2 separate regions of the Homo sapiens genome follow, and region 2 is linked to region 1. A link is a loop called in an ENCODE intact Hi-C map of the cell type or tissue named here. Cell type or tissue: CD4-positive, alpha-beta T cell. All regions are shown on one strand. Each heading gives the region's core, and the rest is flanking DNA. Links, peaks and the distances in the headings are about the cores only. Region 1 overlaps FIRRM (FIGNL1 interacting regulator of recombination and mitosis). Region 2 overlaps SLC19A2 (solute carrier family 19 member 2).

Evidence for each region. Peaks named below come from ENCODE experiments on the same cell type or tissue, not always from the same donor. Only the 100,000 strongest peaks of a DNase experiment are listed, where the experiment ranks them.
Region 2: it touches region 1 in a loop (12-fold over the local background); 12 of 110 quality-filtered maps call a loop at or near these places.

Annotation. Positions count from the first base shown.
Region 1 is chr1:169,800,405-169,816,583 of GRCh38, reverse strand. FIRRM (FIGNL1 interacting regulator of recombination and mitosis) reads right to left here. Exons shown (of 25, transcript NM_001320047.2): 4 at 15,613-15,701; 5 at 13,859-13,963; 6 at 13,275-13,415; 7 at 12,344-12,509; 8 at 10,496-10,580; 9 at 8,655-8,793. The coding sequence starts at 15,678. Among named protein-coding and RNA genes, the nearest start is that of FIRRM, 13 kb to the right of the region's middle. In CD4-positive, alpha-beta T cell, for the core only: CTCF peaks have their summits at 6,506 and 6,716; a DNase peak (open chromatin) is centred at 6,773.
Region 2 is chr1:169,458,849-169,475,027 of GRCh38, reverse strand. SLC19A2 (solute carrier family 19 member 2) reads left to right here. Exons shown (of 6, transcript NM_006996.3): 3 at 4,842-5,064; 4 at 6,192-6,384; 5 at 6,776-6,917; 6 at 9,051-11,119. The coding sequence ends at 9,179. It also overlaps a transcript of CCDC181 not described here. Among named protein-coding and RNA genes, the nearest start is that of SLC19A2, 19 kb to the left of the region's middle. In CD4-positive, alpha-beta T cell, for the core only: a CTCF peak has its summit at 8,568 (motif pointing left); a DNase peak (open chromatin) is centred at 8,577.

The DNA.
Region 1 (16,179 bases), core at 3,681-11,680:
CAAAGCCAATTTTAAAAAGCCCATGTGAAAAATAATTATTCTTGCTGTACTTTATACAGATAATCAGACCAAGTATAAAAAAGCAAATCAGTCTTATCATGATTTGCCTTTAGTAAAAATGGGAGACTGGAGAGAGAAAAAAATTATGTTTCAAAAACTATGGTACACTTGTTATTAGGTGTTTTTGAGTGTTTTTCTCATCAGTTGTTCTTGAGGGTTTTTTCTGCAATTTAGACTAACCCTGCTTATTCCTGTGAACCAACCAGTGATCTCTGGCTGCTGCTCAGAAGAAACAAGAGAGATGGTAATGTGAAAATCTGGATCAGTATTCTAATTCTGGGCCCATACTGGAATCAGCTTGGTTTCCAACAGTTGCCCAGTTCATGGAAAGCCTTCTTATTTAGTTTACTTGGGATAATTTTACTTATTTTGCTTTACTGTTGTAGAATATACTGCTGTTGTTCTCTGTGTAGGAATACAAGATAATTCTGTGTAGGAATATGAATTACTGAATGTTTTATTAAATCGAACACTTACTAATCTTCCAGATATCATCTTTTTTTGGAATTGAGAGTTATGAATGGCCCTCATCATACTGACACTTTCTGACTGATCTCCTCTCTACCCCAAATATAAGAGACCCCAATAGTTAGGCAGGAATATCATCATCCCTATTCAGCCCGAAGAAGTTATAGAAGATGTCTATTTGTCCCTCTACAACCCTTAGGATTAAGGGTTCCCTTATAAAAGGGAGGAGGGAAATATGTCAGAGGTGTTTTAACCAGAGGACTCCATCTTGAAAAGGGGCTGAGTAAAATGAGGACAAGACCTACAGGACTGCATTTCCAGGTTAGGCATCCTAAGTCACAGGATGAGATAGGAGGTCAGCACAAGACAGGTCACAAAGACCTTGCTGATAAAACAGCATGCAGTAGAGAAGCTGGCCAAAACCCACCAAATCTAAGATGGTGACAAAAGTGACTTCTGGTTGTCCTCACTGCTCACTATACACTAATTATAATGCATTAGCATGATAAAAGATACTCCCATCAGTTCCATCACAGTTTACAAATACCCTGGCAACAACCAGAAGTTACCCTATATGATCTACAAAGGGGAGAAACCCTTAGTTCTGGGAATTGCCCACCCCTTTCCCAGAAAGGGAATAATCTACCCCTTGTTTAGCATATAAATCAGGAAATGGCCATAAAAGTGGCCAACCAGGAGACTTAGGGGTTGCTCCACCTATGGAGTAACCATTCTTTATTCTTTTCTTTTTTTTTTTTTTGAGACAGAGTCTTGCTCTGTCACCCAGGCTGGAGTGCAGTGGCGCGATCTCGGCTCACTGCAACCTCCACCTCCTGGGTTCAAGAGATTCTCCTGCCTCAGCCTCCGGAGTAGCTGGGATTACAGGCACCCACCACTGTGCCCAGCTAATTTTTGTATTTTTAGTAGAGATGGGGTTTTACCACGTTGGCCAGGCTGGTCTCCAACTCCTGACCTCATGATCTACCCACCTCTGCCTCCCAAAGTGCTGGGATTACAGGCGTGAGCCACCGCGCCTGGCCTTATTCCTTTACTTTCTTAATAAACTTGCTTTCGCTTTACAAAAAAAAAAACAAAACTTTTTTTATATAGTGAAAACTGAAATGTACCAAGTGTGCATCATGTGGAGAACACCTAAATACAGTTGACCTTTGAACAACATGGGGTCTAGGGGTGCCAACCCCCATGTGGTCTAAAATCCGAGGATAACTTTTGAGTCTCCCAAAACTTAACTACTAATAGCCTACCACTGACTATAAGCCTTACTAATAAAAAGAGCTGATTAACATATTTTGTATATGTATTAACACTGTCTATTTACAAGAAGAATCATCTATCTGAAATGGCAGGTAATTGCAGTTGCAGACCTCAATTTACAATATGTATCAAGGAATTCTCGGGAGCACTTCCAGGATCACTAGTGGCACTTCTTATGGGTTTCCATATTGCATTAAAGATGATGAAAAAATATGGAGGCACCTCAAGCAATAACTTTTTACTGAGAAAAGCAATTTACTTACTGGAGAGACAAACTGCTCACGTGGGGATGGTTAGTATCACATGGCCTTGCAACACTTTTCACAGTAACAGCAACAGGAAGTGGCTATGAAATTATTGTATACTGAATATATAGAAAATAATGGCAAAAACTGCAATTACTTTGGCACAACCTAATAGTACTACAATATGTACCACAGTTAATTTTATGCAGTTATGATTTAATACTGCATATTTACCTTTGTTTACATTTCTCTCAACTGCATGGTACCATGTATGGTCTCTGTGTGCTAAGTTTTGATAAATTTTAACCTTTGATAATAGATTTGTATTATTTTATGGTAATAAATGACAATTTAAAAAAGTCTGCATAAGTTGACCTGTGCAGTTCAGACCTGCATTGTTCAAGGGTCAACTATAAATTTATAGTATAATCACATAAGAATCAGGTACATATATCTTCATGGACACAGAAAGCCCTAAGGATAAACTGTTAAGTAAAAAATCAAATTGTAAACAACTTGTATAATGTAAAATTAATTACAAAAATTGAGTCATTCTTGTCATACCCAACTAAAACAGAGTCAACAGGCCTAGGGGAAAAGCACTCAGGGCACAAAACATTTCTCCCAAAATGTAATTCTCTGTAGGCCTGGCTGCTGAAACTGCCTGCTGTAACCGGAAACCAGTTTTATCTAAGGGCTACTGAAAGAAACTAGTGCAACTCTAAGACCAGTGTTACCCACTGCCATCACTCACCAATCAGAGCTTGACAGCTCCCCAAATCTAGTGCCAATGGACTTTCTTGAAGAGCTATATGTAATATGTCTCCTTTTTTATAAGACCGCTAACCTTCTCCTTTTTCTGTGGACATACCGAACAATTGGTCTGCATGAATGCTCCAAAGTGCAATTACTTCCTCCCAAATAAAACGTTCTGTTTTCAGAGATTTGTCTATTGACTCTAATGATAACACAATCCTATCATTATTTTTAAATGTGTTAAACCACCCCCAAAATAAATCAAAACCTTTCCTGTGATTCTTTCTAGTAGACGAAAATAGGATTTAACCTTCCATGTTAGATACTTGTGTAATATGTGTGAGTTTTCTGATTACGTATTACATTTGTAAATTGATAAAACAGTGGGTAGTGCCAATAATATGCAGGGAGGGCTATAGATTCATCTGCCTGGATTTAAGTCCTGGTCCTACTACAACTACTATATGATCTGGGGAAAGTTATTAAACCTTTCTGTGGCCCAGTTTTCTCATCTATAATGAGGCTAATACAGGATTATTGTGAGATTTAAACAGTGTCTGACGTTTAAGCAACTTAGCTCAATAAATATTGGTTGTTCCACCACCCAAGTTTATAATACACACTATAATCCAAACAGCTTTAAATAGTGCCATAAAATTAAGTCAAATAAATTACTGTCTTTAATTTGTGAATTATTTCATATGAAAATAACATATCTTAACTTATATGTTGATTGGCTATGTTTCTTTTCCAATATAGCAAAATCTTCATTAAACCAAATCAAAACAGAGTTGGATGGTTCGCTAATGGAATATGATCCCTCATTTTGACCCTTATTAAAAATATTTGAAAATAGTCCATTTTCCTCAGCAGAAATAGGGTAGATGAAAATTCACCTTTCTTTGATCATTTTTTTTTTTTTTGAGATGGAGTCTCACTCTGTTGCCCAGGCTGGAGTGCAGTGGCATGACCTCGGCTTACTTCAACCTCCACCTCCTGGGTTCAAGTGATCCTCCTGCCTCAGCCTCCCAAGTAGCTGGCATTACAGGTGCGCACCATCACTCCTGGCTAATTTTTGTATTTTTAGTAGAGACGGGGTTTCACCATGTTGGCCAGCCTGGTCTCGAACTCCTAGCTCAAGCAATCTGCCCACCTCGGCCTCCCAAAGTGCTGGGATTACAGCCATGGGTCACCACACTCAGCCTTTTCGATTATTTTGAAGATGAACTCTCTAATACAGTGCTATGCAAATTTAAAAGCACAAAGTTTATTCTACACTGACCTTATAATCAGCATAGACGTCATCATATCACCATAAGAAACCTTTCCTGACTTCATCACTGGGTACCTATCTTGTACTCCCATGAGCCAGCCAATACCCAGTCCTCCAAAGATCATACCATTCTATAATAATTACCTACTTACTTGTGTCTCAGGCTAGACTCTAAGTTGTTGAGGGCACCTACAACATTTCCTGGCACAGAATAAGTACTCTGGAAATACTTGTTAAATGACTGAATGAGTGGTGACACACAACTTATTTGTTTGCTTACTTTAAATTTTCTCTCTCATTCAAGAGGAAATTACACAAGATTTGTTCGAAGCCTCTAGCTTTACTTCATTACTAAATAGCATACTACTAATTAAACCTAGAGTTTTATTTTTACATTTTCAAAAAGCAGGTAAATAACACAAATAACTTAACAGTCCCATCTTTGATTTACTCAACTGTTTAAAACAAAGTTTGCATCTTAATGCCAACAAAGAAGGTGTGGGTAATATAAGCAAGGAAGACCATTTTTCAATGCTTTAAAATATGAGCACCATTCTTTCTTTCTTTCTTTGTTTCTATCTATCTAGACAGGCTCTCACTCTGTTGTCCAAGCTCTATCTATCTATCTATCTATCTAATCTATCTATCTATTATCTATTTAGATAATCTATTATCTATTTAGATAGATAATCTGTCTATTATCTATTTAGATAATCTGTCTATTATCTATTTAGATAATCTGTCTATTATCTATTTAGATAATCTGTCTATTATCTATTTAGATAATCTGTCTATTATCTATTTAGATAATCTGTCTATTATCTATTTAGATTATCTATCTATCTATCTATCTAGACAAGCTCTCACTCTGTTGTCCAAGCTGGAGTACAGTGGCCTGATCATGGCTCACTGCAGCCTCAATCTCCTGGGCTCAATGCATCCTCCCACCCCAGTCTCCCAAGTAACTAGAACTACAGGTATGTGCCATGAGGCCTGGAGAATTTTTTTATTTTTTGTAGAGATGGGGGTCTCCCTGTGTTGCTCAGTCTGGTCTCAAACTCCTGGGCTCAAGCAATCCTTCTGCCTTGGCCTCTCAAAAGTGCTGAGATTACAGGCACATTCTTTCTTTAATAAAACAATTAAAATACTAATAAAATTTAAATATAGCAGGCAATAAAATCTAAGTGTAGGCAACAGATACAATAGTATATGTTTATTTTCTGAATAATACAAATTTCTAAAAGCATTATATAAACATAAGTAGGAATTAGAGTGGAAATTAAATTAGTTCTAAGGGCCACACAAATAAATTTCCCTGTTTATAGAAAAACTAAATAATTGGGGGCAGGCCGGGCGCGGTGGCTCACGCCTGTAATCCCAGCACTTTGGGAGGCCGAGGCGGGTGGATCATGAGGTCAGGAGATCGAGACCATCCTGGCTAACAAGGTGAAACCCCGTCTCTACTAAAAATACAAAAAAATTAGCCGGGCGCGGTGGCAGGCGCCTGTAGTCCCAGCTACTCGGGAGGCTGAGGCAGGGGAATGGCGTGAACCCGGGAAGCGGAGCTTGCAGTGAGCCGAGATTGCGCCACTGCAGTCCGCAGTCCGGCCTGGGCGACAGAGCGAGACTCCGTCTCAAAAAAAAAAAAAAAAAAAAAAAAAAAAAAAAAAAATTGGGGGCTAAAGAACTATATGTTAAAACTATACATTAAAAACTCTAATAGAATATTCTCTTTTTGAAACCAATTTCAAGACTTAATTGAGAATAAATATCGATTTTAGGGGTTGTTATGGGTTGAACTGTGTCCCTCCCAAAAAGCTTTAAGTTCTAACTCCCAATACTTCAGAATGTGGCCTTATTTGGAAATAGGGTTATTGAAGACATAATTAGTTAAGATGAGGTCATATTAAAGTAAGGTATGCCCTTAATCACTATCACTGGTGTTCTTATAAAAAGATGATGTGAAGACACAGAAAGCCAAAGTAAGCTAAGGATTGCCAGTGACACCGAGAAGCTAAGAGAAAGATATGAAATATATTCTCCCCTAAAGCCTTCCAGAGAACATGGCCCTATTGACACACTGTGAACTTCTGCCTCTAGAAATGTGAGAGAATAAAATTCTATTGTTTTAAGCCACCTAGTTTGTGGTAACTTGTTACGGCAACCCCAGGAAATTAATACAAGGAATGATACATCACATGCTTCTATAAATAGTGTAATATTAATTAAATCTACTGGTTTTATTTTGACTTTTTTCCAAGTGAGATGATATGGCTTGAAGATTGGTGTCCTCCCAGACACCTAACACCCAATGTGATACTATTAAGAGGTGGGGCCTTTGGGGAAGTGATTAAGTCATGAGGGCTCTGCCCTCATGAATGACATAAGTGCCCTTATAAAAGAGGTTGAAGGGAGCTGTCTTGCCCCTTGCACTAAGTGAGGATGCAGCAACAAGGGGCCATTTTTGAAGCAGACGGCACACCCTCGTTAGACACCAAATCTACTGGTGCCTTGATATTGGGCTTCCCAGCTTCCAGAACTGTGAGAGATAAATTTCTAATATTTATAATCCCTTACCCAGTTTAAGGGATTTTGTTATAGCAGCCTAAATGGACTAAAACACAAAGTGAAAACTGCCAGGAAAACTTCAATACTTTACTTTGATTGGTAAATAAATATTAATAGTGAACAGCAGAGGGCGTCGCTGATCAGAATTTGGAGTTAAGATTGAAGAAATTATACAGTCCACCTCAAAGCTCCATTTCAGGCAATGGACAGTAAGCAGAACTGGTCACATTTATCAGTCCCAAATTTGAAAAAATGAGAATTTTCTTGGACAGTTAAGAGAATTTAAATTTTCTGATTTCCATCTATAAGCAGTTTATATAAACTGAAGATATACTTTATGTACAGCCACCCTGGCTAAGCAGCCCCCATACTCTCTCTTGCCACTATAGACTATACTGTTGTTTAGACTTTCTTCATCTTACTCTTGGTCCAAGTATCTCTGTTTAATTTTCCTCTCCAAGTACTAGCTGCAAACTCTGTGGTGTCAAGAGAAGCAAGAAGGAAACTGAAAAAGGAGGAGGTTGGTGTTGAGAATATGAATCTATAGGATAAAGGTAAAGAAGAAAACAACCTTCCTGCCATTGATATAGGATACCCAAACAAACTTCTCCTTTTAGCAAGGTAAGAGGAATCAGAAAGGATGCACGAATGAAGTGAGGACAAAAAAGGAAAGGGAAAAAGGAAGAAGGGATACAAGGGGAGGGGCAGGTGAGATAAAGAAGAGAAGCAAGAAGAAAAAAGTTAGCCCCTTCCTAACACTACTCCTCATTTCCTTCTTACTACCTTCAGAACTTCTTTTTAAAGTTCCACCCTCCCCTAGGGTCTGTCCTTCCAGATCAGCCCTGCCCTAGGAGTTGCTACCAGTTTTAGGACTTGGATGAACCCCTACACTTTCACCCCCATAGCTGACTGGCAGGGAAGAGCGCAGGTACAAAGGAATTCCCTGTATCAGCTTGCAGATGTACAATAGAAGGGGCTATGTCATTGCTATTCAAGGAAGAAATATTCAATTCATGGTCCCATTAAAATTATTACATATAGGCTGGGCGCGGTGGCTCACACCTGTAATCCCAGCACTTTGGGAGGCCAAGGCGGGTGGACCACCTGAGGTCAGGAGTTCGAGACCAGCCTGGCCAACATGGCGAAACCCCGTCTCTACTAAAAAAATTAGCCAGGCGTGGTGGCAGGCGCCTATAATCCCAGCTACTCAGGAGGCTAAGGCAGAACGATCCCTTGAACCCGTGAGGCAGAGGCTGCAGTGAGCCAAGGTCATACCACTGCACTCCAGCTTGGGTGACAGAGTGAGACGCCATCTCAAAAAAAAAAAAAACAAATGACATATAACTGTTAGGTCCTGAGTACTATTAATCTTATAATTTAGGACTACTATAGTTAAATAAAATTGAGGGCTAGTCTGAAAGCAAAAGGTACTATGTATAACAGTGTTACAGGAAAATGAGTTATAATTCCCAATAATCGTACTACAAATTTTTAGAATATAATGTTTCATAAATGGGATACCAATTCAACACTCTAACTTTTCAAAATAAAAACAAATGTATGACTATATCAAATTTAAAAGACTGATACATACATATACATGCACAAACATACTTGTATCCCTAAAGGTCGCAATGCGTTGGTGAAGAAAAAATGCAAGATTGATTGCAGCTATATCAGATCTTATACAAATATGAACAAAAGAATTTTTGTTCTCATGCAGAAAAGAATGAAAGGATTCTGAGAAGAATGCTGTGACCAACCAGTTACCAAGCAAAGAGGGAGCCAGGCAGACCCCAGAGGCAATGACAGCAGTTAGGAATCTAATACAATGCTCTGGGTGAAAAGTAATTATGGGATATAAATAATCCCACAGATCAAAAAAAAACACCCAAATGAAATAAATTAAAATCCTCTTAAATAGACTGACCCAGACATTCAAATGAGATTTACTAACTGCCAAAGAAAATAAGAGTTGCTGTTTAAAATGCTATTAGCCCAAATTTTACCTGTGCATCTGACTGTGTCATCTGCTCAGCTAACTGTAAACAAGAATGGAAGGAGAAAAGAATGTCTTCACACAAGCTAGTAATTATATCTTTGTGTTTCAACTGGCTTTTTATTATGGACTGGTGCTTAAGGCTCTGCCTAAATGAATAAAAAGAAAAGAATACAATCACCACAAGTAACACATCAAGTAACTTAGGACCTCTAACAATATCTACCTTGTAGAACATTTAAAAAAACAATCAAAAAGCATCATATATCACATAATATAACTAAGATGTGCCCAGTTTACCTCTGAAGCAGTTATATTTGTTTAAATAAGTTGCTAATTTTTTCTCTGTGTAAAATATTAATTGAATTCTTACTATGTATGAGGCATTCTACCAGGCCCTGGAGACAAAGGGGTCAAACAAATGGACACAATCTCCGCCTTACCTGCATGAAACTTGTGGTCTAGCATGAGAGAGAATGTTAAATAATTTTAAGAATAATTAATTAGGGCTGTGATTTGTCAAATGACAGAGTCTAAGGTGCTACAATAGAGAGACCTAATCTAACTTATTCTTAGGGTAAGGATATCAATCTAACTTAATCTTAGGGTAAGGATATCAAAGAATGTTATCATGAAGATATAACTCTTAAGCTGAGAACTGAAAGACAGTAAGCAGGAGTTAGCAAGGTACACAAAATAGGAGAGAGAAGCATCCTAGGCAGATGGAAAAACCACGAAAAGACTCTGGGACAGGAGAGTTTGGTATGTTTGAGGAACTAAGAGTAGGGAGAGCAGCATGAGACAGGCTGGTGAAGGAGGCAGCATCCACAGAGGATTAGGTTGTTATTCTTAATCAAATGGGATAGACTTCAAGCAATAGAGTAACATGATCTGATTTACTTTTTAAAAGATCATTCTGCTGGGCAGAAAATGAACTGGAAGAGGGTAAGAGTGGAAGATAATCAGTGATGATGATAGTGATGTGGCTAATTCCTTGAGTATTAACTATGTGTCATGCACATTTCTAAGCATTTCACAGTGATGAACTCAATTCTCACTATAACCCTGTCAAGAAGTTGCTATTATTATTTCCATTTTCAGATGAGCAAACTAACGTTCAGAGAAATTAACCAAATAGCCCAAGGGCTCAGAAGGAGTAAATGATTTCAAGAATGGATTTAAGCACATGTGATACAGCTCCCAGGCAACACTCTTAACCACTGAATGGCAACTTAATGTCCTGGTAGTACAAGAAAAGTACCTAAGACCTGAAAATACACTGACCTTTAATGTTTTATGTATGTGTATAAAGTAGATATTCTTAACCATTTTTACATCTCAACCACATCTCCTCTCACCCCTAAGAATCTGATGAATGCTACAGGCACTATCCCTGGTGACCCTTTAAAATGCTTCAGTTTCAGAAAGTTAAAATTACTGTACAAATGGAATTAAGTGTGAACAACTTAAAAGTACCTAATGAAAAGATTATATTCAGTTTTAATTATAGTTATCAATTTATCTAATCCTAGAAATAGGATACTTGATAGCTGGTTAAACAACAGTAGCAGAAGAAAAGTGGTTAAGTTCTAGTCTGGCCCATGGCCCATTATTTCTGAAGTACTAGCTAACTAGGAAGAACATTTTTTTTAATTTTAGAGGCCACAGGGTAAAGAAGTCCAATTTGGCTTGAGAGCTACATGTAGAATATCTGGATTATCAGACAGCAGTGTCAGTGAACATTAAATTCACACAAAATGTTTTAAATGCAATCTAAAGAATCATGAATAATTAAGATTGGGGAATATGGAAAACATTTTCTAAAAAGTAAAAAATAACAAACAAACTTACTTAATTATAAACTTCCAAGTATTGGCATGAAATGCATGGTCCATACTGGAAATAACAGAGCAGATATCCAATAAAGAATGAATAACTGCAAAGAAAGATAACAGAACTTTTAAGACATCCAAATGTCATGGGGGTGAGTTTCTCCTATAATTAAAACTATCTACTGAACAATTTCAACATTTGATTGAATTAAAATACGTAACACAACTTGGAAACAGTTGTGTCAAAAGAATTATTTAAACTATTTAAGTGTCACACTTGTTAATGGTTTTTATAAATATTGAATATTAACTTCTGAAGTTTATACCTACCAGATGACCTAAATAAAACTAAAGATGTTCAGTGGAATAAAAGTTGTACCCTATTATAACTGAAATATTCTACAGATATAATTCTAATCCAAAATGACAAAACAAATTGCTAAGGAAAGAAAATCTAAAAAGGAAGAATTCAAATTAATATCCATGGTATTCATGCAAGGCTTTTACTCAGTCTGTGGTAGATTATTTATAAAAATGGCCACAATGACTGCCCTTTGTGAATCCACACTTTTCTACAATGACTCTGGGCTAAACGCTATGACCTGCTGTGGCCCGGGGGACAATAATAAAATTAAGGCAAGCAGAAACTTGAAAAGTGCTAGCACACAGCGACCTGCTCACACTTTTGCTACTCTTAGAAACCCTGAAACCACTGGCATCAGGTATCTGAGATAGGGTGAACCTGCTGGATGATGCACATGGCTTTCTCAAGTACTTCTGCCTCTGCCAACAGCCAGATGTGAATGAAGTCACTGAAGTCACATGGGTGAGCTAGTGCCCCAGGTGGATCAGAGAAAGTTGTCTCAGGACATCCCACCCTAAACTGCAGACTCACAGAATCATGAATAAATAAATAGTGAATAAATAGATTTTGAGGTGGTGTGTTGCAGAGCAACAGGTGCCTGATACACTGCACAAAACCAACTTACTCTCTTTATACCAAAGTTTTGAATGCAAACTTTGCCTTTATATTGTTTTTCAAACTCTTGTTCATAATCCATTAATGAGTGATAAAATCAATGAAGTGTGTTACGACCAGCAATTCTTTAAAAATAAACTAGTATTGGCTGGGCACGGTGGCTCATGCCTGTAATCCCAGCACTTTGGGAGGCTGAGGCAGGTGGATTACCTGAGGTCAGGAGTTCAAGACCAGCCTGGCCAACACGGTGAAACCCTGTCTCTACTAAAAATACAAAAATTAGCCAGGTGTGGTGGCGGACGCCTATAATCCCAGCTACTCATGAGGCTGAGGCAGGAGAATCGCTTGAGTCCGGGAGGCGAGGTTGCAGTGAGCCGAGATTGTGCCACTGCACTCCAGCCTGGGCTACACAGTGAGACTCTGTCTCAAAAAAATAAAATAAAATAAAAATAAACTAGTATAAAGTGCATCACATGTAAAATGAGTTATTTCATTATAATATGTATATGAGAATAGACATATTTACATACACATATGCACGTATTTATATGTATTCTGGAAGGAAATATAAACTGCATCTCAATATCAGTTATGGTTAAAAAAATGTGAAAGTTATTGTCTCTGAATATGGACAACCTCAGAGATTATAAAGTTATATAAGTTAATCATTGTGGAGAAATTACAGTAACTAAATACGCAAATCTAGGTTAAGGTACCCAAAATAAATTTTACAAATTCCAAATTTCAAGATTAAAAATTTATTTGGTAAGATTTAAATCAATTTTAATGCATAATTAGTAAGAAAATAACATGAATCATTAGAGACAATTTTAATTGATACATGATTTATAGTCACCATATACTAAGCAGAAAGTTTTCTTCACTCACCTATTACCATATTCAAAATATCATCATTGTCATCTACTAAAGGGTCCATGCAAACCATGTCCAGCAGTTCCATTAACTGCTTTTGAAGAGAATAGGCCTCCTTGAAAAGAGCCTGGAGAAGGTCTGAAACTAGGTGTAAACACCCAGAATACACAGATTCACTATTCTGATTACGGATAAATAAAAATGAGAGAAAAAACAAATCAAAGCTCAAGAGCCAAATTTACTTTAATTCATACTATTAGAGATCATAAATTTACTGAATCACATATTCATTCATTGTTTAGTGAACATCCATTAAATATAGTGTGCTTCAAGAGATGCAAGCATGTATAAAATATTATTTCTGACTTCCATGATCTTGCAAATACAGAACTAAAAAAGGGTAACATTAGGCCAGGTGCGTGACATTTTTAGCATCCTATCAGCAAAGAGAGGTATTAATTAACTAGTGATTTTCATTCGCCCAACAAATAGCAATATTAAAACTGTCTGTGACCCATAAATTCTAGGCAAGCTTTTGTGCCTCAAGGCTACCTCTGGCATGTAGAGATGGACTAAATAAGGATTAACTTTCCTTTATAAAAGGAAGTTCTGACATCTAATCATAATGGTAATTGAATATTGGTCAATGCAACATGACATAACTATTTCAGGATCCCTGTGTCTGTCTCAACACAAATTCTTAAAACTTCTTTCTTTATAGAGGGGAAATAAGATAAAACTAAAAAACCCCAAAAAGCCACTTTTAATGACTTCCTTAAAACCACTTTTTTTGCAACAATTATTTACTTACATGTTCTTTATTCTATGGAAAAGTTTATTTCAATAATATAGACTAAAATGTAAAATCTTATACAAACATTATTTTACTCAGCCCCTATGCACATTGATTATATACCATTCAAAGTATAATTAGACCTTTACTCACCTTACAATGCACAAATGTGCTTTTAATTATATGAAGGACTGAGGAGGGGAGACTCTGAATATTTTCCAAAATGATGGATTCCTGTGTGGCACAGATATGCTGAACACATCCTGTGAGAGCTCCTAAGAGCTGCACCATTGTCTGTGAATAAGGAAGGAAATTTCACTTAGAATATATTTTTTGTGCACTGAAAAGGTATTAGTCAGCATGCTGGGTGCTACAAATACAGCAATGAACAAAACACAGTCTCTTCCTCTTTTCACAGAACTTTAGTCTATCAGAACTACAAATACTGGAACAACTGTCTAGCCATTTAGAATACTAACACAAACTTCAAAACACATGGCAGGTGTTCCACACATATCCTTGAAAATACAGGTAGGGTCAGCTAGCTTGATGACTTCTCTTCTTATAAGAGTTTATTATTCAGAATTCATGTTTCTATATTCACGTCTTTAATTCTATAAATTTAATTCCAACATTAGGCCATTACATAAGAATACATAGCTAATCAGTATCAGTATAAAAATTTTGACATTCTTTAAGCTCCCTCTCTCTCCTGCTTTCTAATACATTTGACTTACTTGTAAAATATTCCTTAGAGTGGTCTGGATTTCCAAATTTTGGCTTGACAGTCCTCTGGCTTGACTGGTTAATTCATACATCATGTCATCGAATAATTTCACAGTCTGTAAAAACAAATCAAGTAATAAACAGGAATAAGAGAAATCACTAGAAAAGACAAGACAAAACTTTACAGAGAAAACACAATACGATAATTTGATTTTGCACTAGTAACATCCACAGGCTATCATCTAGCTTAACAATTGTACCTAATTAAGCACAAAATACAGAGAAAAGGTATTTTTACAACATAATCCCCCCAAAAGCCCCAAACAGAAATTTATTTTCCATTTCTATGGTTTGAATCTATTTAATAGCATCAATTTTTTTAAAAAATCACTCAAAGTTCATGTTTTAGAGATGCAAAAAATAAAAGTATTACTTTCGCACAATAAATTTGACTGTCTTGAAGAATCCACATTCATACAGTCATTTACAAGGGTATTTTCTGGAAGGAATTTGCACTGAATCGCCTATTCACTACTCACTTATTTTCTAACCAGTTTCCTTTTGACCCAATTCAAGCTAACCTTCCTGAATTAAGGGTATAGTAAATGACCTTACAAACAAGCTTTTTGTCTGTGAAAAGTTAGCCACCCTAGATCTTAATACTTGGATCTTTCTAACAATTTAAATGACCTAAACATTATAAGAATAGCAACACAGTCAACAATACAATGTAGCTAAAGAAAATACTGTTTCCCATAGGCCTGTTAACACTCAACATCCATTTTCATCTATGTAACAGTTGAATCTTTTTCTGGTGGTCAAGAACAAATTCTAAGAAATATTTCAGATAGAGAATCATCAAGTGACTATGAGTACAAGAAATTTGAAAGATTACGATTCAAAGCTAAAGTTAGAAACCCATTTCAATAAGAGATTAATTACAAATAATGTTTCATTTTGGCACCAAAGTATCTTTAGTTCCCTCCATTTAAAACAAAAAAGGTATGCTTGTGCTTTTCAGAGAAAACATATACCATATATATCTAAAATGTAATAATGTATTCTGTGAATTTAATGTTTTCTCTTAGTTACTTGATTTTGCCAATATTCCAGCTTTTCTTTTTTTTTTTTTTTTTTTTGAATTAAGGGTTTCACTCTGTCACCCAGGCTGGAGTACAGTGGCTTTAAAATACAAGAGCATTTAAAATTGACTACAAATAATTTAAATTCAGTTAGTAAAGGAACCACACAATCTGAAAATATAAGTTCTTTTTTTTTTTTTTTTTTTTTTGAGACGGAGCATCGCTCTTATTGCCCAGGCTGGAGTGCAATGGCACGATCTTGACTCAATGCAACCTCCGCCTCCCAGGCTCAAGCAATTCTCCTGTCTCAGTCTCCCAAGTAGCTGGGATTACAGGCACCTGCCACCATGTCCAGCTAATTTTTTGTACTTTTAGTAGAGACGAGGTTTCATCATGTTGACCATGGGTGGTCTCGAACTCCTGACCTCAGATGATCTGCCCACCTCAGCCTCTCAGAGAGCTGGGATTACAGGCATGAGCCACCGTGCCCAGCCTGTAACAGTTTTTAACTGCCTAATGATCACACTAACACCATTATAGTCTCACATGAGATCTACTTACTCCTTATTTTTATTTTGAATATATTTGATATATTAGAAAAAGAGAGCCATAATTAATAATAAATCATCTAAGACTGAGGCTAGATTCCTTATAACATGTATTTTCAGGTAATAGTATTATACCTTTGGTAACACTTGTGAAAAGAAAGTCTGTTCCAATGTCAGGTGGTTCATATGAGGTAAAAACATTTCTACAATAATTTTCAAAATTTCTGTAAAGCAAATAACAAATTTTATAAAAATATTGTCATGTCAGTCAACAAAGGCCACTGCCCTTTATTAAATGCAAGAATACTACCAATCTAAAGCTTGATACACTTTCAAAATACCACATTCTATACAGAGAAACTATTAAGTAGTAGCCAAAAAAAAAAAAAAAGAGAGAAAGGAAACGACCTACATATCCAACAATTGTGGACCAGTTAAATAGGTGTGTGTACATCTATTGAATAGGATCTGCCATCATTAAAATGACATTTTAAAACATGAAAAATGTTCACAATGTAGTTAAACAAAAAGTTTCCAAAATATAACACCAATTTTAATGTAGATAAACATGTACGAAGAATGATGGATAGGCTGGCAGGAATATACGGAAATGAGATGAGACTGTTCTCATCAAAATCTTAACCATTTCAGATTAGATGTTTTGTAATCTTTTCTGTTTTTCTATATGTTTCATATTTTCCA
Region 2 (16,179 bases), core at 4,257-12,256, 340 kb after region 1:
CAACTTATGCAGAATTGTACAAATATACTCTTGAACATAATTTAAAAGTGTGTATGAGATCCAGTTCTTTCTAAACCTTTCTCGGTGAAGTCTTTTAACTGGGGTAACAATGTCAGAACCATCATGTCAGTTACACTGTTTTCAGAATTAGGATTCAAGTCAGTTCCCTGATATCCTAGGCTCTGCTACTGATACCATAGCAGATGGGCAGTGCTGCTTGGTATTGGCACTGACTGGCCCTAAAATGCTGCTGTTTTTCTTTGGCAAGCATGAAGAAAATTCAGAATATGGATATTAGGGATCACAGAGCTATTTTAAGTTGACAAGACCTATAATTAAACCATAAATTATAATTGTGGTAATTATTGAAGAGTAGGTAGGTAGGTGGTTTTATCTTGATTTTTATAGAAAGAGAAAATGAAGTAAGAGGAGTCTAAGTGATAGCTCATTCTACAAGTTACCTTAGAGTATTTGTGAGTTATTTTTAAAGAGAGTCTATTGCATTGGGGCAAAGGGTGCTGATCTTGCAGAAAGAAGAACCAAAGCTGGTGACTTTCTTTTACAAGCAGAGCTGGATTCATTATGTAGTTGGCTGATTGGTGAAACTGATTTATTTTGAGTTCTTCATCTATTAGAAATGACATAAATTAAACCACTTCTTTAGCACAGGTTCTGACATGTAATTAATACCTAGTAAATGATTCTCTTAATATAGCCATGCTTTTATTTGTAGTTTGATATCTTTTACTACTAGTAAGTGTTCTTTCTGTGTCTGCATGTCTAAGGTCTCTAAACAATGACAACAGTGAAATTAATGCTTCCACTTTGGTATTAAATAATGTCATTTCTAGCAGCAGGGTGTAGTGAGTTACCACCTACCTCCCTCACCAAAACCCATAAAAATAAAAAACTACAATAAACCCTGAGAACCAAAATGAACGAAAATCTATTCGCTTCATTCATTGTGAGTTTTTAAGAAAGTGAAGTCCAAACCCTAGTTCTAATACTTGGGCAAGTTACTTAATTCTGTGAGATTTAGTTTCCTTATGTACATATCTACCTTATACAGTTATTTTGAGTATTTAAAGCTTTCAAATGAGTTTACATAGTAGGTTTCCAATAAATGGTAATTGCTATTATTACTATTATCATTATCATTACACGTGAATAATCCGGAACAGCTCTGTACTTTTATGGTAGATAGTCATGTATTTGTGAGGTTGTAAATAGAGCAATCTTTCCTTTTCTCTTTGAATTAATCACCCCTGGTCATCTTCATCATCATCATCATCACACCTCCTGTTTATTTTGACCTGGGTATCAGATACTGTGCTAAGAACTTTAGAGTCAGTATGTTATTTGATTCTTATTAAAACTCAATAATGTAGATATTTGCTCATTTTACAGAAGAGGAAACTAAATTTAGTTAACTGACTTGCGCAAAGGCACATAGGAAGTGGCACTTTAAAACTTTCCAACTCAGGCTGGGCATGGTGACTCACACCTGTAATCCCAGCACTTTGGGTGGGCAAGGCAGGCAGATCACTTGAGGTCAGGAGTTCGAGACGAGCCTTGCCAACATAGTGAAACACGATGTCTGCTAAAAAAAAAAAAAAAATACAAAAACTAGCTGGGCGTGGTGGTGCATGCCTGTAATCCCAGCTACTTGGGAGGCTGAGGCAGGAGAGTTGCTTTAACCCGGGAGGCAGAGGTTGCAGTGGGCTGAGATAGTGCCACTGTACTCTAGCCTGGGCAACAGAGACTCTGTCTCAAAAAAATAAATAAATAAATAAAATTTCCACCCATATCTAGTTGACTCAAAAACCACCACTACAGTAGAAACTTCCATTCCCTGATAGAGGGAAGTAATTGTTAAAGATTTTTAAATTTATAAAACAGCGTCAAAATCTTATGTTCAAATGAAATCTGAAACTAGATGCCCGTTATGATAAGTAAATAAAAATTGAGCCTTTCTGATTGAAACAGGAATGCAGGTCTGATAATTTTACATACTTGAGCCTGTTATTCATCCCACATGAAACTCTTAAAGCTCCATGGAACACAGTGAAGGCCACTTATTAAATTAGAGCATGCATGATTAACTATGAGCAGCTCAGAGTTTTGATGTAATAGAAATAAACCTTTGTTTGTAGATGTAATTTAACAAGAAACATAAAAGGTAATATGTCAAATGCTACTTTATAAAGTGTGATTCATATAAGCTTAACATTTGAAGCCTAGAAAACAGCATAGAAGGAAGCCTGCAGATTATAGCACGAGGTGCTGATTTTATAAACAGGACCTGCCATCTTTTCTTTTTGGCATGGCCAGATAATAGATTGAGTAGTTATTAACCTCTGTGTGTGGAATTCATTATTATGTAATAGATCTAAAGTTCTCAAATGCATTATACTGGGCATTATTTTATGTATGCCATGACTTTTTAAGCTATGCAATAAAAATAACACTAATTGAGCCCCTCTATAATAAATATATACATTATCTAGTGTAACTCTGTATAATCTTTTGTGGATAGGTTTTATTGTTATCATTTTCATTTTCTAGATGAGAAAAGTAAGGCTTTCTTATCAGTTTATGGTAGGATTTCTAATAGAAACTTGTGAATCCTTTTAATAGTTCCATTCTTCCAGGAATATACTTTCTTTTCTTATAATCCTTCCAGCATCCTTGAAAGTTTTAGATATCCCAGTTGTTTTCCAAGTTATATTGGTTAAGCAACTGAAGCTAAATAGTAAAATTCTGATGTAGTTCAATAAAACTGGTGGACCTTGAATAAAGACTTATGAAAATGTGCTTGGTACCATTCACTCACTCTTAGCAAATTCACATTATATATGATTAACAATTGTCTTGTGATTTGTTTAAATTCACAAGGTTTGCTCTCATACACAGTGCCAAGAAATCAATCTTGTAACAGCAGTATGTTGTACTTCTAGGTGGTTATCTTATGCAAATTCATCAAGTAGAATTTTCAAGTGTCGGTACTTCTTTCTCTGAGTTATTTTGATTAACCTCAGTACTCCTCCCTGAATTTTGGAAAGGGGCTGTAGTAATGGTACTTGAAGGATATCCCCCTCTGGGCTAAACAGCACAAAGAAGGAAGCACCACACTGGGGTTGCTTTGGGATGGTATGAGAAGGTAAAACAACGATGAAACTCGGATTCTCAGTCCAGTGAGGTTTTCTAGCCTCTGAGGGAGAAAATGGCCTTTATTTAACTAATGTTGATGGTCACTGTTACTGTATATAAGAGGAGAAAATATCTATTAATTTTATAAAAATGATATATATGGTGTGTGTGTATATATACACACACACACACACACACACACGTTTGTTTTTTGAGACAGAGTCTGTCTCTGTCGCCCAGGCTGGAGTGCAGTGGCGTGATCACGGATCACTGCAGCCTTGATCTTCTAGGTTCAAGTGATCCTCCCACCTCAGTCTCCTGAGTAGCAGGGACTACATGTGTACACCACCACACCCAGCTAATTAAATTGTGTGTGTGTGTGTGTGTGTGTGTGTGTGTGTGTGTGTGTGTGTGGAGACGGGATCTTACTATGTTGCCCAGCTTGATCTTGAACTTCTGGGTTCAAGCATTTCTCCTGCCACGGCCTCCTGAAGTGTGATGATTCCAGGTGTGAGCCACTGTGCCTGGCATCTACTTATTTTTTTAAATTAAATGTTACAGAAAGCTATATAAAAAATAAAAAATCACCTGAACTACTACCACCCAAAGATTAGTGAACTTCTTTTCAAACATCTCTTTTCCTATATACATATGTACGTATACATTTTATAGTAAATGAAATTGTGATCTACATGTAGTCTTGTAACTTGCTGTTATTTTACTCAGTGGTATATTGTACTCATCTTTCCATGGCTCTCATTTTGCCTTTCCATGTTAGCCACAAAAGTAAAATTTTCTGTGGGTTTTTTTTTTTTTTGGTAGAGATAGGATCTCACTTTCTTGCCCAGGCTGGTCTTGAACTCCTGGGCTCAAGCAATCCTTCTGTCTTGGCCTCCCAAAGTGCTGAGATTATAGACATGAGTCACTACACCCGGCCTTCCCATGTTCTGAGCAAGGCCCAGGGATTACAGTAACCTTTGGTAGATTAGTCCTTTCATACAGTTGAAATCAGAGATATCTCACAGAGTGTCTGACATCTCATATTGACTTCTTGGGATAGTGCGTAGCTCAGTAATGTCTTGCTTCACTCAATTATAAGCCCAGTAGCTTTATTTATTACTTTATTATAATACTATTTCTCATTGTTTAAATATTAAGTAATATAAAAAGTTTAAGGAAGAAAATTTAAATCACTAAGAACCCACCACCTAGAGAGAACTGCTAATATTTTGGTCTACTTCTTTCCAATATTTCTATCTTAACTGTTGGATCAGTCTGTCAATTATAACGATAGGAGGCCTTAACTGAATAGTGATTTATTAGGGTTGCTAGTCTGTTGCTTATTATTATTCTTGTTATGTTGTTTGCCAGTTTATGGGAGATGTAGATTACAGACTCCCATTGGCTGAAGCCTGCGGTCTCTTTTCATCATCTTCATTTTGTAAACAGTACATCTTTTGCTGGGTTGATTACATACAGCTGTGTTAATGCTATAGTGCATTTAAAGCAAAAATCCTATGAGAACATATTTTTCGCCAGAGGGGATAAATGTATTTGTTAATAAGTTTATGAAGTAAGCAGTTAGTTTTCACAAGGAAAAAAGTCTGTTAGGTAAGTAATTGGGCCTGTAAATTGCTTTCTATATAATTGCCTTCATCAGAGTTTGAGCATTGTTCCCTTTTGCTATGTAGGAACCCAAGCCAGACCGTCTCCTTGTATTGAAAGTACTATGGAATGATTTCCTGATGTGCTACTCCTCTCGCCCTCTTCTCTGCTGGTCTGTGTGGTGGGCCCTCTCTACCTGTGGCTATTTTCAAGTTGTGAACTACACACAGGGCCTGTGGGAGAAAGTGATGCCTTCTCGCTATGCTGCTATCTATAATGGTGGCGTGGAGGCCGTTTCAACCTTACTGGGTAAGCAATGCAGGATAATAGAGGGTCGTGGTGGGGGAGGGATTCCTCTGGTAGTTAAGCCAGCCATAATCAGATTTATTCACCCCTCCCAAATTTGAAATAGCCTCAAAAAATGATTATTTTGAGCTAGATTTTACAATTTAGGAGGACAACTTAGAAGTACTCAAGTGGAGCAGGACTATGACTAACAAACTGGAATTTTTTTATAAGCTTTGAGTAAACCTAATATAATAATTTTCAAGATTGTTTATCCAAGTTTCCATTATCTCTGTATTTACTGGGTAGTTTTGTCACTTGATGTGAAATTTTGAATGGCAATATATAATAGTTTATAACAATAGTATCTAATATTTGTTGAATGTTAATATGTGCTAGGTACTGTTCTATGGACATTATATACATTAACTCAATCCTCACAAAATTCCTGAGATAGGTAGAATTTATCCCCATTTTGCAATGGAAACTTGGGACTGGTAGGTTAATAACTTGCTCAAGGTCATATGGATGGTAAGTAGTAAAGTCAAGACTTGAACTCAGGCAGGATGGCTTCAGAGCCTGTGTATTTGACCATCTTACTCTATTGTTCATTTCTAATTTGTTGACCTACCTCCTGAGGTTGTTGGATGGTGTTATATGATTTCTGTAAACACTTATTATCTGTCTTGGCCCTCAGAAAACACTTCATAGATTTTAGCTATCCTTATCATCATCACTGTTTTACCAAAAGGCAGAGAAGCCCTTTTGCCATGTTCTAGACTGCTCCTTGGTTTGAAGGAGAGATGACTCATCCTGCCATGATGCCAAATTAGAAGCTATGGTTCTTTTTGACTCTTGCCTCTGCTTCAGCTGCAGCATTTTTTTTCCTTAGCAATGTCCCTGTGTCTTTGTCCTGCATTTTCATCTCATTGCCACCTCTCCTAATTCAGTCTGTCATCTCAGTGGCTCCATTTTATTGATTCCATCAAGTTCAGAAATTTCTGTGTGAGTTTCAAGGCCCTCCATAATCTTGAGCTATTCTGTTTATAAGTTTGCAGATTTTAAAATTTAATAATCTAAGCTGAGTTTTTAATTTATTGCAACAGCATTTGTGTAGCAAAATAATTGGATTTTTTTTGTTTGTTCTGTAGGTGCTGTTGCTGTGTTTGCAGTTGGTTATATAAAAATATCCTGGTCAACTTGGGGAGAAATGACATTATCTCTCTTTTCTCTCCTGATTGCTGCTGCAGTGTATATCATGGACACTGTGGGTAACATTTGGGTGTGCTATGCATCCTATGTTGTCTTCAGAATCATCTACATGTTACTCATCACGATAGCAACGTATGTATTTTGGCTCATAGAAGCCTTAGGAAAAATTGTAACAGGATAAATTTTTTGGTTTCTTTACAAACCAAAATATTCAAGTTTCTAGTTAAATGAGGCAAATGGGAGGAAGCATTGTATTATATGTGCATTATCAGTTTTTCTCCTGAGGAAGCATTTAGGCAAGTTTTGTTTATTCCCATGTTTGTATGTTCCTACTGTTTTCAGATGTTTGCATGAGATTTATATCATTTAGTTGCAGAATGTTTTCATTTGGTTGGAAAGGCAATTGACAGTAGAAAGAAGGACTCTTCATGTTTAAAGATAAATGTTTACTTTTATTTAGAATAAATATTATAAGTACTCCAGAAGTAATTCTTATTTATTCACTCTTTTATTTTTTTTTAAGTTTTCAAATTGCTGCAAACCTCAGCATGGAACGCTATGCCCTAGTATTTGGTGTAAATACCTTCATTGCCCTGGCACTGCAGACGCTGCTCACTCTAATTGTGGTAGATGCCAGTGGCCTTGGATTAGAAATTACCACTCAGGTAAGATCTCTCCTTTGGCATCGAAGGTAGTATGTGTGACTTGATCAGGGTGACAGAAGTATATGTATGCTTAATGAAAACAAATCCAAACAATAGGGAACAGATGTAAAGTAAAAGCATACCCTCCTTCCTTCATTCAACATCTTCTCCCCTATCCTTAGTTCTTTTCTCCTGGGAGGGTGTTGGGATTGTCAGGTCTTAGAACATTCCCGAGTGTAACTCATCAGCCCAATGGGGCTGTTTCAGCTGAGAGGTAATATTGATTCCTTACAGACCAAGACCTTCTGCTTCCTCATCCATTATTTCCCTCTATACTTAAATCTATGCTTGGAATACTGTATCCCATGTTTGAGATTCCCTGCTTCATCTCACAACTCTTTAAGTCTCCTCCCTTCTTTATTTAAAACACCCCTCACCCAAATACCACGGTAATGCCTTGCTGCTGATGAACAACATTATGATTTGTAACTTATGACTATTGAGAAACTTGCACCAACACCCAACAACAATGTGAATACTTTTTACGTTCAGGAATTGTATAGTTGTATATGCCTTCATGCATTGTGAGTTTTAAGTATATCTTGTTTTGTACTTTGGTAAAATGGGCAACTGAATGAATCAAGAAGTATTTACTCCCACCCCCATCCCAACCCAAATGATTTCTTCCCAACATATTAGCCGTAATTAACTTTGTTTTTACTGAAGCGATCTAAGAGAGAAATAGTAATAATAGACAATGTGCATTGAGTGCCTCTACGTGTCAAGTGCTTTATATAGGATTTGTAGGGTTGCTGTATTAGACATGAAGAAGATGAGTCTGAGAGATGTTAAGTGACTTGTCCATACCATCACTAGTAGTGTTCCAGAGCTTAGAGTTAAACCAACATCTAACCCCAAAACTTATTTCAGGATGGAAAGTAGGAGAGAAACTTAAGTGCTTGCCATCCTCCCTGTATAAGGGAGAGTTCCCAGGACTATTACAGTTGAGGGAAACATGGCTGTCATTGGAAGTGGAAATTTGTCAGCAGATTCTTATAGAAATGGTGGATTTAAACACGTGGAATAATAGGATTTTATGGGTGGTGCTGAAACCCTAACTGCCATGATTGATTAATGGCTTCCTGCAGAAGTGTAGCCAACATTGAAAGAAACTGGCTCAGTGATTTAAGGCCATACTCTCATTGTACTTTTGAACCAGTTTGTAAGTATTTAGTATGTTATTTTAAGAAGATGATGATGATGATGATGTTAATAAACCATATAGTCACATTAAAATTTCGCTTAGGGCATCATCCGCCGCAAACTAACACAGGAACAGAAAACCAAACACTGCATGTTCTCACTCATAAGTCGGTGTTGGACAATGAGAACACATGGACACAGGGAGGGGAACAACACACATTGGGGCCTGTTGGGGGGTGGGAGGCAAGGGAAGGGAGAGCATTAGGACAAATACCTAATGTATGCAGGGCTTAAAACCTAGATGATGGGTTGATAGGTGCAGCAAACCACCATGGCACACGTATACCTATATAACAAATCTGCACATTCTGCACATGTACCCCAGAACTTAAAAAAAAAAAATTGTCTTAGGGAAGAATTCTTACATTAAGTAATCCTGTAATGGAATATAGTTGACCTGCCGCTGCCCTCTTCTGGGGAAAAATAGAGAAGTTCTTGATCTTCAGAATTTGGCCTATTTGTACCCACCTATCAGCTTGAAGGCAGAGACCAGGACTGAATTATAACAATAACAGCAACAACAATAAAAGTAATACTAACAGCATTAGCATTGTGCTAATAAGCATTTATGATCTCACTGATGGGTACCAACATCGCTGTAAAGTGAGAACTACTATGAATTCCATTTTGTAAGTGAAGAAGGGCTCAGAGATGAAGTATCTCAATCAAGTTCACGCAGCTTGTAAGGGATGAAGTCAGGATTCACACTCAGGCAGTCAGGCTTTATTTAGTACCACCGTGCTGTGATGCTGCTTTGTGTCTTCAGGGTCTGGCACGTGGTGTAAGTATGCAATATTTTTTGAGGCTTTATGGACAAATTCTGAATATACTTTATTATAGAGTAATCCTCTTGTCATTGATAATTCAATAAACTGCTTTTCCCCCTTCTAGTTTTTGATCTATGCCAGTTATTTTGCACTCATCGCTGTGGTTTTCCTGGCCAGTGGTGCAGTCAGTGTTATGAAGAAATGTAGAAAGCTGGAAGATCCACAATCAAGTTCTCAAGTAACCACTTCATAATATACTGCTGAAGGGCTTCTTCTTATAGCAAGAACTCTGCACAGCAACTGCCTGGATGTGTTTGATTTTTTAAAGCGTAGACATATATTTATGAATGTGCATTTCTTGACTTCACAGCAGCCACTTGACTAATACCTTGTGTTCCGGGAATAACATGATACTATTCAGAGGAGCCAGAAGTAAAGTTTATTTCATGGATTATTTATGAGAGCTAATTTAAGGATGACTTTTTTTCTGATTCAAAAGTGAACTTGATTTTAAAAACCAGTCAAGAGCAATCAAAGCAGCACATGGTGTTGTATACTTCATTAGCAAGTGAGTTTGGTGTTTTATAGGTCACATATGTCTGTATCTACTTAGCCAGATGCTTGGCCTGGTGGGACCAGGGCTCCACAGAGGCCACAAAATGTTGCAAGTCATGATGGATGGAAATATGTTCTAACAGCATCTGCCTCTATTCAATTTAATTCTTATTTCTGTGTTACTCATGTACATTGGTCTTTCTACATAGTTATTCTATCACTGGCAATATTTGTTCTGGTTTAGTGTTCTGTATTTTAAGGTGTACGTATCATTTCTAATTTTAAGTTATTTTAAAAAAATTCATCATATGAATGTTCTTGGTTCCCATTGTGACGATTATTTATTTCTGTAAAATTTGTTTAGAAGTACGTTTTTGCATTATTCATATGCTTCCCAGAGAAGCTCATTTAGTTAGAAAATAAGGCAAGTTTTGAAGCCTGCTAAATGAAGAGACTTAAGAAAGCTTAAGGTACGCTTGCTTGTCTTTAAATCTTCAATATGAAGGACTATTAATTCCAAGATTAAAAGTTCATATATAGGCTAAAGATGTAACTAGGCCATTTGTATTTGTATTCCCTTTTATTTCCAAAATAAAATGAAAAATCTTTTTTTAATAATTTCATCCCTATTTATAGTTTTTATATTAATTTGTTTTTCTTATCCAAGTAAAGATGTCAATAGGAATTGCATTAGTCCAAGGCCTTTTTCATAAACTGAGCCTCTTTTCAATTATTTCAATGGGACAGGAACTAGGATAGATGTGATTCCTGCATTTTTTTACCTTAAATCTGCCTTTGTTTCTAAAGGTAGATCATCTTGAATATTTGCTTAAAATTGCTAGTGATTTCATTACCAAGTTACTTGAAAAAATGTTCTATATGCATTTAATTCTGAAATCAGTCTACCAAGGGGCTGCTAGTATATGTCAGACATGAAAACTATTTTAAAGCTGACTTTGTTGCCTTATCTTGAAAAGAATCTAGATAGGTGCTTTTAACTGGGGTATTAACTTTTTTAGAATGACACAGCTGAACAGTGTTAATAATAGTGTGTCAAGATTGCAAAGTCGACATACTCATTTGGTTTAAGCAGGAATCCTAGAAGCAAATGGATGGGGATAAGAATAGGTCATTTTCTATTCACCATCCTTTACTATTAAGGGAAAGGAAAAGAACACTAGCTAAGGAAGGGAAAGGGAAGTGATATCATAAAAGTAGCAACCTTCATTTTACATTCTGTCTGTTTTTCTTTTTTTGCTTTGTTTTGTTTGTGCTAATTTGGGAATTGTGTACTCCGAAACAAGTAGAAAAGTGCTGTTTGAGGGATTTTATTAAATCTTTTTTTAATGGAATGTGGTACAAATTGTTCATGTTACCAAAGCAATATTTCCCTGGAATTTAATTCAAAGTTTGTGGCATACAACCTGAGCCTTTTCTTATATAAGACAAGAATATGTTCACATCTTGGTATGTGGCCATATTTATAGAATGCTGAACTCAATGTGCAAGTTGTACTGTATGCAGTTTTGTAAATAAGTGAAAATAATTTGTTGTACTTTTTATTCAATTCTGTATAGATTATAAAATTATTTTTATTAAATAAATATTTTACAGTATATTTTCTCTTTTTAATCAAAATTGTTTTAAATTTATCTTCTATTTCAGTAGGAGCTTTAGATTATATCTTTAAATATTTTAATAATTTATCCTAGGACAAATTTCATATTAAGTCTTCCCCTGGTCTAACTTGCCTAGTTAACCTTTTGTTATCTTTTTAATTATTCCATTGCTTTGTGATTTTTACCTTTGACTCTTCCCCCTTATTTCAGATGTTTTCCCCCTTTTTTTTGGCACCCCGTTGCACTGTTTTTTTTTTTTTTTTTGGTTTTCATGTTGGCACTGCTCTTATCTCTTTTTAAAGCATTCTTCCTTAAAAAAAAAAAAAGACACTCTCTTTGATGTTAACTGAATTTTTACAATAAAGGAAATTAAAGCAAGAGCAGAAAATACCACCTTGTTCTGAAACTTCATAGCCTCTTTGTTCCACCTCAAATTATTCTGATACCCAGGGAGGAATCTTCTTGCCATGAGTTGAGAATCATTTGTCCATTATATCCCAGAAACCTAATCAGTATTTTCTTACAGTATCCAAATGAGTACCATTTTTTAATATACCATTTCAAAATCTACTTAAGGCATTGATTTCGCTGCTTATCACCAAAGTCCTGGAAATTTTTCATGCAAAAATAAATTTTTTTTTTTTGAGACAGTCTTGCACTGTTGCCCAGGCTGCAGTGCAGTGGCAATCTCGGCTCACTGCAAACTCTGCCTCCTGGGTTCACGCCATTCTCCTGCCTCAGCTTCCCGAGTAGCTGGGACTACAGGCACCTGCCACCACGCCCGGCTAATGTTTTGTATTTTTAGTAGAGATGGGGTTTCACGGTGTTAGCCAGGATGGTCTCGATCTCCTGACCTCGTGATCCGCCCGCCTCGGCCTCCCAAAGTGCTGGGATTACAGGCATGAGCCACTGCGCCCGGCCAAAAATTTTTTTAAATATAGTTTTATAGCCCTATAGTTTCATTGCCTGTGTCTTATTACCTTTCAGATTGGAAGCCTTCAGACCAGGGACCATGTCTTATTTTTGTTTTTTGTTGCAAAACAGATTCTGGTGTCATGTGAACATTTAATTATATAAATGGTATGTGATGGACTCAGCCACCTGCCAATACAATAGTTAAATGCTCATCTTTTTAAATTTTTATTTTAAAGAGTCAGTGTTCCTAGGCTGGAGTACAGTGGCACAACCACAGCTCACTGCAGCCTTGAACTCCTGGGCTCAAGCAGTCTTCCTGCCTCAGCCTCCTAAGTAGCTGGAAATCACAGGCGGGTACCAACACACCCAGTGAATTGTTATTTTGTAGAGATGGGGTCTCACTATGTTGTCCAGGCTGGTCTTGAACTCCTGACCTCAAGCGATCCTCCTACCTTTGTCTCCCAAATTATTGGGATTACAGGCATGAGCCACCTTGCCCAGCCTTATTCTTACTGTATTTTTAAATGCAGCCTACAAAATTGGAGTTGTCATTTTTAAAAAGCACATCAGACTGCGGTGGCTCACGGAATCTCAGCACTTTGGGAGGCCAAGGCGGGTGGGTCACCTGAGGGCGGGAGATCGAGATCAGCCTGGCCAACAAGGCAAAACCCCGTCTCTAGAAAAAATACAAAAATTAGCCCAGCTATTTGGGAGGCTGAATCGCTTGAACCTGGGAGGCGGAGGTTGCAGTGTGCTGATATCATACCACTGCACTCCTGCGTGGGATAGAGAGACTGTCTCAGAAAAAAAAAAGCACATCAGTGTAAAATATTAAGATTAAAATGCCTGTTGATCTCTAGTCCACTGGATGCCTTATTCAAGGTACTGTTGTGCTTAAATGATAGAAATGGTATGATATCTATTTGTTTTACCTATTATGTCATATTCCCCATAATTAATACCTTATATTTAACATACTTTAGGAAGGGCATTTATTAACATCATCTCCTTTGATTCTTGAAAAGGACCTTGTAGAAATACTAGTTCCTCTACTTTTTTCAGTAAGTAATACTACAGAAGGGGGTTCAAAATGTTAGGTTTGCCACTCAAAGCTGTGATACGTTAGCAGAGTCACTCTATTGAGCCTCAGTTTTCTCATCTGTAAATGGTATGATACCTCACAGAATTGTGAAGAAATGAGCAAACATAAGTGAAAGCACCTGTCACATTGCAAGTACTGAGCAGGGATTTAAGAAATGAGTTTCCTTCCCCTTGCTCTCCATTTACAACTAATTTGTAGCTACCAATTTCAACATTGCACTCTCAAAAGAAACTTTGAATGTTTCAATCGAAATGAAAATGATCAGAAGCTTTCTAAATCCTCCCCTTATTTTTAGTTCATATTTTGGAAAGCACCTGTGAGGATACAGAGATGAAAAAGTCGTGGTTCTTTCCCTCAAGGACCCTAAGATGTATAATTGGAAAAGATAAGTAGAAAGGATAACAGAGGTACACAACTGCAATACAAGATAGGTATCATAACAAAAGGCTTCGGTCTGGAAGAGAGAATGAGGACACTGGGAAAATCAGGAGTGGCTTCCTGAAGATGGCATTTAAGTTGACCATGCAGGATGGGTAGGATTTTAACAGAAATGTGGAAAGGGGAACTGTGTAGTGGAGAAAGGGCCACAAGTGAAGATATGAATGCCAGAAAGTGCAGGAGATGGGTACAGTCAACAAGGAATATGTGTAGAAGAGTAGGATGAGATAGAGTTGGGAAGACAGCGTGAGTCATTTTGTAATGATTATTAACTGGAGATGGGGATGGGGAGTAATGACTAAGCTTATTTTTAAGAAATTTAATCTGGCAAAGATGGATATGATGAATTGTATGGGAAGATACTACCTAAAATTGCTAGCTGGATTGCCATTGCAATTGGCTGGGTGTAGTAGGTAAGGAAGCCCTTTTATGACTTAAGGCAGTGGAAAAAACGAAAACAGGACTGATCTGAGGTTGCTAAATTAACATTCTACAATGTGTGTTTACGTTTCAAAAAGTAGCTTAGAAAGTTTAAATAACCTGCCAAGATTACACATCTATGAAGCGGATAAACCAGGATTCTGATTCCCACCCTACCCGGCAAATTAATGGTCACTTTGGCCCCAGTTCCACTGTCAAGTTTGTAAGATATTAACCGCAGTGGGGAAGGGTTGGGGGAGTAGGCCTTGCTCAGAAAGCAGAGCTCAGAAAACAATGCCAGGCAGGGCAAGAGCAGCCGTCAGATGGGTGTGCTGAGTATGTCCCACGATGGGTGGGTAAGTGGCAACGGAGTGAGGTGTCTTGGGGTCCAATTTGTGCGCGTGGAGTGAGACAGAAAACCTGGAGCCCGATCTCCCGGCCAGCGACTCCCTCCTTCTGGGTGTGCGGCTGAAGACTGGAAGCAGGTTGCCTTGCCTGCTGCAAGCCCGCCGTACCTACCCCTTCTCCGCGTGCGCCCCTCCCTGTGCCTGCGCATTACCGGCTAGCCGGCGGCGGGCGCTGCAGCCCCTACGTGATTCTGCGGCTCACTCCCCTCGGATGGTCTTTCCACCCGAGTTTTTCCCGGGAAGAGGCTCTCAAGACTAGCCAGTGCAGGAGGAGGAGTCGAACTCTGGATAGCCTGTTTATAAAGCCCTAACTGTGCCGATGTTGACCGTTTTCTGAAACTCCTCCTCCAAAACCCACGCCAAACCACAAGATGAAGGAAATTCACACATCAGGTATTGGGAAGGGCGTTGGCTGCGGTCTGTGACGTTTTAAACGTCTTCAGTAAACGGTACTGACCGCTACAAATCACCCACTGAAATAGTTTATTATCGAATTGTCTTCCTTTAAAATAAGTAAATAAAAGGGGGTAACAACCCTTTCCAAAGGAAAATCTTACCCTCCAGAAAAGTCTTTCAGAGGAATCACAGGCCCAAGTGCTGTCCCAAATGCTGAAATGTTAACAAAAACTATTTAATATTTAAATATTTAAAACCTCTAAGTTTGCTCATCTGTTTGATATAGTTCTATCTGCTCCTGCTTCCCCTCCGCCTCCTCCTTTTTTTTTTTTTTTTTTTTTTTTCCTAATTTCAAACTGCGTAACTTGACCATTATTCCCCACAGGATGCCAAAAACCATGGAAGACTTCTGATGTTCTGGGAGGGTTGACAAAGATGGACCTTAAATTCTAGGTCAGTACTAATCTCTAGGATCGAGCACTTGGAGAAAACAGCTACCTGGAAATTCTTGCTTGTGTCTTATGCTTGACTAAGTAAAAGGCCGTATCCCAGAGAATAGCCATAGTGGGAAATTATCCAAGTAACCAACAATAGGCCTCAAGGTCTGTTTTTATCTCCAACCCTTGTAATTAACTCCCAGTTATAGTTTTTTCTTTTTTATTCTGTGCTCCTCACCCTGCTATTTTCTCTGCATTTTGGGCTCCTTTCCTTAGGTATAAATACCATACCTAAATATGCTTACCCGTAAGTCATGTCTCTATATCCATTTTAATAACAAGACATGGTTATGTCTAATGATGAAGGGATTCCAGCATTGAGCCAGGGATTCTGGACCGGGGCTAAGGTGCTCCCAGATGGGTAGAAATTCTAGCTTCTATCAGAAGCAATATTTCAAAAATCATCTCGAGAAATCATTTCCTCTTAAGCCTCTGCATTGATAGAGTTATCCACAGTGTGGAATAGGAAAGCACAAAGAAGGGGACACCTTAATTTTGAATAACTAGCCTCTTAGGAAGTGACCTAAAATCCTATTTCATAATGCAAATAAAATTTTGCTACTTGATTTTGTGTTTGGCAAATATTCTGGTTCCATGATTATTTTATTATTTCATAGTTTTAAAAGCATTATGTGTTTATGGTAGGAAATTTGGAGAAATAAAAAAGCATAATAAATAATTATTGCCCTTTTTATTTTATTTTATTTTTTACTCACTGCTGTACAAACGAGAATGAATAATTATTTTAATATTTGTCAACTGCAATCCCATATGCATGATTTTTATCCTCTTACAACCCCCAAGAAACCACAGTAGAGTATAAGAAGTTAATAGGACGTTTGGTGGACTATTACTCTCAGATCAAATAAATATGTAAAATATTTACTATTAGAAATTAATTATT